Regions from separate parts of the Mus musculus genome. Here regions 2 and 3 are each linked to region 1. A link is a contact called in ENCODE POLR2A ChIA-PET data. All regions are on one chromosome and are shown on one strand. Each heading gives the region's core, a stretch centred on a gene start or an enhancer-like site at or near the end of the contact. The rest is flanking DNA. Distances are from core to core; before and after follow the strand shown.

The links. ChIA-PET counts read pairs that join two places held with the same protein, here RNA polymerase II (POLR2A).
Region 2: POLR2A ChIA-PET joins it to region 1 with 10 read pairs in embryonic stem cell. The contact joins the promoter of Tmem102 here to the promoter of 2810408A11Rik in region 1. POLR2A ChIA-PET finds 5 or more read pairs at or near these places in 3 of 5 experiments (Patski and embryonic stem cell).
Region 3: POLR2A ChIA-PET joins it to region 1 with 20 read pairs in Patski. The contact joins the promoter of Ctdnep1 here to the promoter of 2810408A11Rik in region 1. POLR2A ChIA-PET finds 5 or more read pairs at or near these places in 3 of 5 experiments (Patski and embryonic stem cell).

The regions. Positions count from the first base shown.
Region 1 is chr11:69,899,566-69,902,414 of GRCm38, forward strand. It overlaps 2810408A11Rik (RIKEN cDNA 2810408A11 gene), which reads right to left and starts at 1,349. Exons shown (of 9, transcript NM_001382461.1): 1 at 738-1,349; 2 at 141-245; 3 at 1-23. The coding sequence starts at 1,186. It overlaps Neurl4 (neuralized E3 ubiquitin protein ligase 4), which reads left to right and starts at 2,251. Exons shown (of 29, transcript NM_001013414.3): 1 at 2,251-2,620. The coding sequence starts at 2,333.
Region 2 is chr11:69,804,268-69,807,116 of GRCm38, forward strand. It overlaps Tmem102 (transmembrane protein 102), which reads right to left and starts at 1,357. Exons shown (of 2, transcript NM_001033433.4): 1 at 753-1,357; 2 at 1-663. The coding sequence starts at 966. It overlaps G630025P09Rik (RIKEN cDNA G630025P09 gene), which reads left to right. Exons shown (of 1, transcript NR_027913.1): 1 at 1-1,771.
Region 3 is chr11:69,979,667-69,982,515 of GRCm38, forward strand. Ctdnep1 (CTD nuclear envelope phosphatase 1) reads left to right here and starts at 1,502. Exons shown (of 8, transcript NM_026017.2): 1 at 1,502-1,919. The coding sequence starts at 1,818. It overlaps Elp5 (elongator acetyltransferase complex subunit 5), which reads right to left and starts at 1,569. Exons shown (of 9, transcript NM_018740.2): 1 at 1,541-1,569; 2 at 548-896; 3 at 333-393; 4 at 164-244. The coding sequence starts at 593.

The sequences.
Region 1 (2,849 bases), core at 99-2,598:
GGTCCTCATCGGTGTCCTGCAGCCTGCAGAGGAGGAGGAGGAGGAGGAGGAGGCAGTGTTTGTGCCCCGAGGCTTCTCTGCCTCTTCCTCATAGCCACATGTTAGAATACAGTTTAGGCTCAAAAGCTAGGGCTTAGCACCTGTGGTAGGGGGTTCTGGGCTCATCCGCCTTCATAAAGCCATAGTCTTTGTCAGCAGGGTGGTAGGTAGCCAAGATGTTCATTTCATCCCAGCGCTGAGACTTCCTAAGGTGAGGGAAGGAGCAAAGGAGGAAGCTCTTCTGGCGACCCTCTCCTAACAGAGAGGTCTCCTTCATTCTTCCCGGCATTCAAAAAATTCTTCTTATATTCCCTCGTAGAGGCTAGGATGGGAGCCAGATACCCAGTGATAATCAGTGCTGTGTGGCCAGGATTCCTGTGACACCTGCTGCCCTCTCCAAGTCATGGAACTTCAGATTTCCAACCTATTTGACCTCACCACCTCTCCCTAACCAGGGCCTTGGGACTCTGTTTTTTTCTTGGCTTCAGCTCAAGGTGTCCTGAACTCCTCCCTCCCTCCCGTCTCAGGGCTGCTGGCTAAAAGCTGAGTTGCTGCTATTTAAGCTCTCACCTTTCTTACTCTCTAGCCCTCCTTCCCTCGCTCTTTCCCCCTGCCTTTCTACAATAAAGCTCTAAAACCATTAAAAAAAAAAAAAACAAAAAAACAAAAAAAAAAAAAAAACCAGCTGAGTTGCTTACTTCTCCGAACCGGGGGGTTTCTTTATCAAAATGGAGCTGCTGTTTTTTAGGATGCTCCGAGGCCGCTCCGTGAAAGATGTCCCGGAGTGTGTACTACTCTCCGAGCTGTACACTTTAGCCTCCTCCGGCCCGGGGGTGGACGCCTTAGTTGCACCAGTTCCAGTGCCAGGGGATGTGCTGGACCCAAGGCTTGCAACCTCCTGAAGTTGCGGAGCGGGTCCTGAATTGAGGGTCACTGCCCCTTCAGAGGGCTGAATTGGACCAGGACTGCGGACTACAGGGTTCCCGGAATGCAAGAGGGAGCCAGGACCGCGAAGCAAGGCTACTCCGGGGGGTAATCCGGTGTCTGTTTGCATACCTCTGGCACTGCCAGGTACTGCCCTAGAAACCCCCCCAGGGGATTCTGCACTGAGGCCACTAACAGGTGCGAGAGACTCCGGCTTCTCCATAGCTCAACTTGGTAACCACTTCAATTCCACTGCCTACCCTTCTAGCTGCACATAGCCCTGCCCGTTGGCCCTGCCCCCATCGCGGCGGGCGGTGGGCGCTGGGGGCTCCGGGTCAGACCGGACCTCCTCTGCCTCTTCTCCCTGGCGCTGAGGCAGGTGAAAGGTCGACTATCAGACTTCAGCCTGGGAGTTCCTCCGCACACCCTTCCCTTATTGTTACACCCCAAGACTTTCTTTGTCTCTGTAATTTGTTCCCGCCCTTCTCCATCACCGCCCTTCTCCGAATCAACCAATCACAGTCAAGGGGCCTGGCCAGCGGTGAGGAGCCTTGTGATGTCACAGCCCCGCAACACCAGGGAGAGCCTGAGTAGGGCTGGGTTCTGTTAATAGCTCTCAGGTAACCTCTCAGAGGTGTCCGCTCTGTCCCTTGAGATTACCCAACGGGACACCGCTAGGATTTTTATTAGTAACTTTTAAGATTTAAGAGTTTCATTGGCACAGAGCTCAAGTTGGCCTTGAAATGTGTGCGGGTAGGAGAGGTGTGATGCAAAGTCTGTGGGGCCGGAGCGGGGTGAGGTGCGAGACTGGGTCAAGGAGAGGTGTGATGCGTGATCGGATTGCGACATTTCCGGCCTCGGCACTGTGAAGGGCTGAGACTTGGATTTATAAAACTACTTTTTCTCTGTCCCGAAGATAGCGTTTACTTCCATCGCCTTAAAGCGTGCGGTGTTAGGGGAAGCCACCAGCCCTTGCGTTAAGGCGAATGCTCTAATATGTCGCTTTTCCCTAACAAGGGTTGGGTCCAAGGCGCCGGGCGACGTCGCAAAGTGTATCTGGGCGCCAGCACGCCTTCGTCGCAAAGACGCCTGCGGCGGGCGATTCTGCCATCCACTGTCGCAAAAGCAGCCCAAATCTTCCCGGCTCTCGTAGCCTCTGTCGTCCCGCTGGGCCGTAAAGCAGTCCCCCGACCCCGTCGTCCTTCCGTTCCCCTCGTGAGAGACCTCGGTTCCTTAGCTGCGGACGCTTCAGTGCCGTAAAGCACACCAGGCCCCAGCCCCCCGGCCGTATTCCCCCAGGGCGTCTGGCCGCCGCGGTTGCCACGGTGCCGCCAAGCGCGGCTGTCGCGCGGCCGCGGTATCAGCGGCGATGGCGGCGGGGTCGGGTGGGAGTGGGGGCTCTGGGGCGGGCCCCGGGCCAGGACCGGGGCCCGGCGGGGGTGGGGGCCCTGGCAGCAGCGGACCAGGCCTGGGGTCCGGCGGGGGTCTCGGCGGTGGCGGGGAGCTGCACCCGCGCACCGGGCGCTTGGTCAGCCTGTCGGCCTGCGGGCGCACGGCGCGGCGGCAGCAGCCGGGCCAAGAGTTTAACCACGGGCTGGTGCTGAGCCGAGAACCCTTGCGCGATGGACGCGTCTTCACCGTCCGCATCGACCGCAAGGTGCAAAGCCGGGGCAGCTGAAACGAGGTGTGGAGGGGAGTGGGAGGGGACGGGAGGGAGAAGCGGTAGGACTGCCAGAAGGTCTGCATCTCCAACCGAGCCTCCAGGTACCGATAGCGAGCCGGCACACTGTAGTGCACCGGGGAAGAGAAAGGAGAAGGACACGGAGCAGACACATTCATTCTGAAGGAGCATTCGTTTCCCGCAGGACAGGGAGCCAGGGTCCGGT
Region 2 (2,849 bases), core at 107-2,606, 95 kb before region 1:
GAACTAGCCGTGGGGCGCCTGGGACCGGGATCAGGGACTCAGCAACCTCAGCCAACTTAACGAAGAACCAGGAAGTTACTTGGGTCGGGCATAATGTGGGCCATGCCTTTGGAGCCTCCGACGGCTTTGGGACTTGGCTTTCGTCGGCGTCCAAGGCGTCGCTGCTCAGTGTTTCCAATGGCTCAGGAGTTTCAGGATTGGTAATGTCCTTATAAGACGATTGGGACTCTGAAAGGTCACTAGATGATTTTTGCAAAGACATGTGTGGCTCAGGTTCAGGGACATAATCATGTGACGGATCTACAGAGTTTTCCCGGTCGGTGGGACTCTCTTTGCTATGGGTTTGGTGAGTCATATCACTTTCTTCTGGGACAGGAGGTCCTAAGCAATCCTGCCAGGCCTCCCGGACCAAAATTCCACGCATCAGTTCTGGAAGGCGGAGCCATGCAGAACAGGATTCCAGATCCAGTAGCAGCTCGGGCCCAGTGCCATCCAGAGAAAACACAGGCACAAGGAGTGTAAAGCCGGCATCATAATGAGGTCCCCGGGAGTAGGGACCTAAGGGGGCGTGCCCTAAATCTAGGGAACCTTCGCGAATCCCACCACGAAGCAGCAAGAGTTCTGCCTGGGGTGGAAAACGAGGGTCTTGGCGGTGAACCAGACCTAAAGAAGAGAAAGGGTCGTGAAGGTATCCTGGTTCAAAGTCGGGGCAGGAAATGGCGAGGCTGGGGTTTGCAAATTCCCACACTTACCGAGTAGAGCGAAGACAAAATCCTTGGCTCGGAGAAGATCAGCTCCAGGCTTGGGCCCTTCACTCCAACTCTCCTGAACACGGAGCTCCTGAATTAACTGAGTGAGCTCCTGCAGCTGGGCGCCCGAGCAGAAATCTATGTCTGTGAGAGGCCGGGCTGGGGCTGGGGGCGGTGGTCCCCACCAGGGGGCACCCCCCCAGACGGTGGAAGCCATGCTTCGCTAGCGTTTGGTGCAGTTAGCTTTGGCAGGCCTTTCTTTTGCGGCCCCAAACTTGTCCAGTTTTCCCCTCCCTCTGAGGCAGATCAAGGGTTACAGACAGGCCACAAGTGGGTCTTGGAGATGATGTGATCTGTATTTAGTCTTCCTGATGAACAAATGACTATTGCCTTCGGTTTTTTCTAAGCAGGTTGCCCCACGGTAAATCGGTTCACCTGACTCAGCAGGTTAAAAAAAAAAAAAAAGGCTATTTGGTCCCTCCTGGGAATACAATAGCCAATCTTTACCACGAGCCTTTGCCCACCTCCCTTTACCTCTTTTTGAGAAGGGCTTATTGGTCCGCGGCTTTCCGATGAAGGGGTAGCTTCAAAGGTGGTGGACAGAAAGCAACATAAAAGATTCTACAGGTAACTTCCTGGTGGTCACATGTCCACGCCCTTTCTGGAAGCTGTCTGGGTGGCTCCGGACTGGTTCCGCCTCCTGTGAGAGTTCGTTCAGTCACGCCTCTCACCCTGCTGAGATGTTGTTACCCTGGGAGTTGTAGTTTGTGTTCCACGATACAGGTGCAGCGGTGCCTACACACCCTTTCCGTTGTTTCAAAGTAGTGCCTACTGGAAGCTGTAGTTTGTTTGTTTGTTTTCCTTTTTATCCCTTCAATTTATTTAGCTATTTGAGACTGGGTCTCACTGTGCACCTCTGGATGGCTTGGAACTTGCTATGTAGACCTGACTGACTGCATCTCAAACAGTTCATCCTGCCTCTGCCTCCTGAGTTCTGAGATTAAAGACATATGGTACCTTTTATACAAAGTCTTATGTAGCCCAAGATGGCCTGGAGTCACCATGTAGCCCAGGCTGACCCTGAACTCACAGCAGGCTTCCTATTTCAGCTTCCTTGATGAGAGAAGTTACAGGTTCCTGCCACTACACCCAGCTGGAGACAGTATATTATTCTGTCTAATCAGTCCTACACAAACACTCCTTGGAATTGAAGAATAATCGGTTGGATCCGAACAGTAAATAATGAACATTTCCTTCGGTCCAGTTTTGAGGCTCCATGGCCTCTTAGACAAGGCTCTTTAAAGGAAATTCTGACTTCATTCTGTTTTTATCTAACTTGAGCTAGGGCCTCACTGTCTAGCTAAGGCTGGCCTGAAACTCACTATGTCTATCAGGGGGGCTAGTTTTGAACTCAGAGATCCACCTGCCTCTGCCTCCCAGGAATCAAAGGTCTCTGATCATTTGAGAGAAGCTATGGCTTGGAAATGTCAGGAGATGGAACAACTGGACACTTTTTTTTTAAAGATTTATTTTAGGTAAATGAGTGCTCTGTCTGCATGTACACTTGTGTGCCAGAAGAGGGCATCAGATCCCTTATGGATGGTTGTGAGCCATCGTGTAGTTGCTGGGAATTGAACTCAGGTCCTCTGGAAAAGCAGCCAGTACTCTTAACCGCTGAGCCGTCTCTCCAGCCCTTTGACTCTTTTAAAAGAAGGGAAAAGCTGAGCGTGGCCTTTAATCTTAGTGCTTGGGGTACAGAAGCAGGCTGATCTCTGTGAGCTCAAGGCTGGCTTGGTCTGCACAGAGTTCTAGGTAGTGAGGACTGAATAGTGAGACCTTGTCAAAATAAAATAAAGTAAAATAAAATAAAACAAAATAAAATAAAATGGAATAGTGCATGATTGTCCAGGGTCAGAGTTGAGGTGGGGACTGGTGGGAAAGCATCTTCCTGGAGTCAGTGGTCATCATACTAAGGCAGGAATACATAGCTGACGTGGAAATAGACATCTGAATCTTAGAAGGGATTGCAGCCAGCGATGCTCACGTCAGACATGCAGAATCGTGACAGGAAAAGCACTTGGGAATTCAAGTTACATGTAC
Region 3 (2,849 bases), core at 252-2,751, 80 kb after region 1:
TGCTAAAGTCTCTAAAAAAAACCCATCTCGCTAGTCTTTTAATTTTTACTGTTCCAAACCCTACGATACCAGTTTCTCCACAGTATGAGATTCTGTGCTGTCTGTTGAAGAGACGTCCTTAGCAGCTGTAGTCCGAATGAAACCTGTTTTAATGTATACTCACCGGCTGTTGACATCAGAGTCGAAACCTTCGCGAAACTCTTCTTCGCTCACTTCACAGCCCAGAACGTGGACCTGCTCCCCACTAAGGCAGAGATGAAGGAAATATATTGAAGAGTGGGGGTACCGGCTCCCTTTCCGGGAAGGAGAGGAGAAACTGTGGGCTAACTCACCGAAGTGCAGATTTCTTGATAAGAGCCTTCAGGAGACTACGCCCTTCCCACTCCACGGAATCTGGGGAGAGCCAAGGATGGGTGAGACCTACTGAGCCCTCAGGGCTCCGACCACGACTTCCACCCCTAGCTGGGTATCCATCCCCAGCGGGTCCTCCAGGCTCCCGCTCCTTCAGCCAAGCCCAAGGCTACCACCGCATGCCTTGATCCCTCACCTCGCAAAAGCACCAAACCACCGATGGCCAACAACGAGTCCAGCATCTCTGACGCCTCAGGACGCCTTCTGATGTCGTCACCACCGAGGAGGCGGGGCACTTACGATTGCTTCCAACCTTAAAGGACCGCAAAGTCCGGAAAGAGGAGCCTGGTTTTTTTATGCTCCGTATTCTCAGGGGGCTTACACGGAGGGGCCGCTCCAGAGTCTCTGTACACAGTCCTAGAGACAACATCCTTAATCTACTCTTGCACCATGACTGGAGCCAGAAGGGCCGTTGGAACAGTTATCAGTGGGATGGGGACAAGGACAGAGGTCTCACGAGCTCCAATCCCGAAGAAGGTTCGAACCTGGGAATAAATGATGTCACTCGGCCCCGCCCACACGGCGCCTGGCTTCTCTCCAGGTCCCGCCCCGCAGTAACCTAGTGCGCGTGCGTAACGCTGCACCCCGGGGTCAGAGCAGAGAGCTTTCCTTAACTTTCCCCTCCCTCCTCAGAATGAATTGAGGGAAACAGCAATCCCGGGGAAGTGAATACACGTCACTACCGGAAGTAATGTCAGAGGGGAAGAGGAGGAGGGAAGAGAGGAGGGAGCCCTTTGGGCGGTAAAATGGCGCCTGTCAGAGTGGGAAGCCTAGCTGCAGAGGCTGCAGCCCCGCTCCTCAGCGGCTAAGCGATCCTGACCTCGGGGAGGGGGAGGCCACTCCGGCCCAGCGATCCGTGCCCTTCGGCTCCCCCTCCCCCTCCTCCCCAGCTCCTGCGCCCAGGGGGCCCCCGAGAATCGCCGCGGCCCACCGCGCGCCGCCGCCGCCCCCGCCCGCCCCCTTCCCGGGGCAGACCCCTAGCGCGCCTGCGCAGAAGGCCACCCTTCGCTTCCCCCTTCCCCTCCCATCTCCCTCCCTCCCTTTTCCCTAGCCCCCTCCCCCACTGCCCCCTCCCCCAATTCTCCATCCCCTTCCCTCCTGGTCTCAGAGGACCCTGTCCTAGCCCGACCTGTTTCGGCCTGCAGCCCACGCGAAGTCGTCGGTGCCACTTCCCGCTCATGTGGGCCCCCGCGGGCTGCCCACGCCAGTCCCCCAGTTCCCGGTTCCGCTGGGCTTTCCCTTCGCTGGGGGTGGCTTTCTAAGCCACCCACTCCGTGCTCATCTCTGCAGCCTCTCCTGCCGCTCGGGGCCCCCGTTCCCCCTCCCTGCGGCGGGGGGCTGCCCCCGGGGGGCTGGCGGAGCTGGGCCGCGGGGGCCCCGGGGCCGGCGGTGCCGGGGTCATCGGGATGATGCGGACGCAGTGTCTGCTGGGGCTGCGCACGTTCGTGGCCTTCGCCGCCAAGCTCTGGAGCTTCTTTATTTACCTTTTGCGGAGGCAGATCCGCACGGTGAGTTTGCTTGGGTGCTGCCAGTGGTGGGGTCCTCTGTCCGCGGTGCTCGCGGAATTTTGGATAGTGCTGGGCCTCTGCTTTGGGCCTAGGAAGGGAGCCTTGGCCAGAGCTTTACCCGCTGGAGAAGTAGGACACCTTTAAGCAAGGTTCAGCCCTTAATAAAAGAACCATGATTTTTACTGGGTTTGCTTTCTTTCTTAATCTGCCTAAATGGGATAGGATTTGGCAGTTCTCGGGGGCTAGAATGGTGCTCTCCTTACGAAAGCTAGAGTTGTTGCTAAAGAAAGAAGAGGCCGGGAACACCTGTTTGCTGGTAGCCAGAACTATTGATATGGGCTTTGGAAAGACCCTCCTGTTGAAAGTCAGACTCCTTTGTCAGTGGTGTGGGTGGGTAGAAGGGCATATGGAGCAGGAATTGGAACTTGAGGAAAAGCCTTGGGTGTGAAGGAGCTCCTCCAAAAAGGCTCTGGAATTCTCTAGCTTGTGTGTATGGGCTTATTATTAAGACCCTGGGACAGAAAACGATGCTTTTCCAATAGGCATCTTTAGTTGTCAGATGCACATTAAAGTTGGGTGTCTCATTAGACAAGCTGGCTGTTAGCTGGAGAGCTTGCATCTGAAGGTGGGCATGTTTCTCCAGGCGACTCTAGCGATTATGAAGGGATACTTGGAGTGTAGAGACTGTTTGGATGAACCCAGGTATCTCTGGGTTCTCTCCCTCAAGCTTTTCTCCAAGGTAAACATTGTTTCAGCTACCATTCCTCCCCGCCGCCCCTGCCCCCAGCCCTGGCTGTCCTGGAACTCACTTTGTAGACCAGGCTGGCCTCGAACTCAGAAATCCACCTGCCTCTGCCTCCCCAGTGCTGGTATCAAAGGCGTGCGCCATCACGCCTGGCTTACCATCACTTCTTAATGAACATGCCCTCT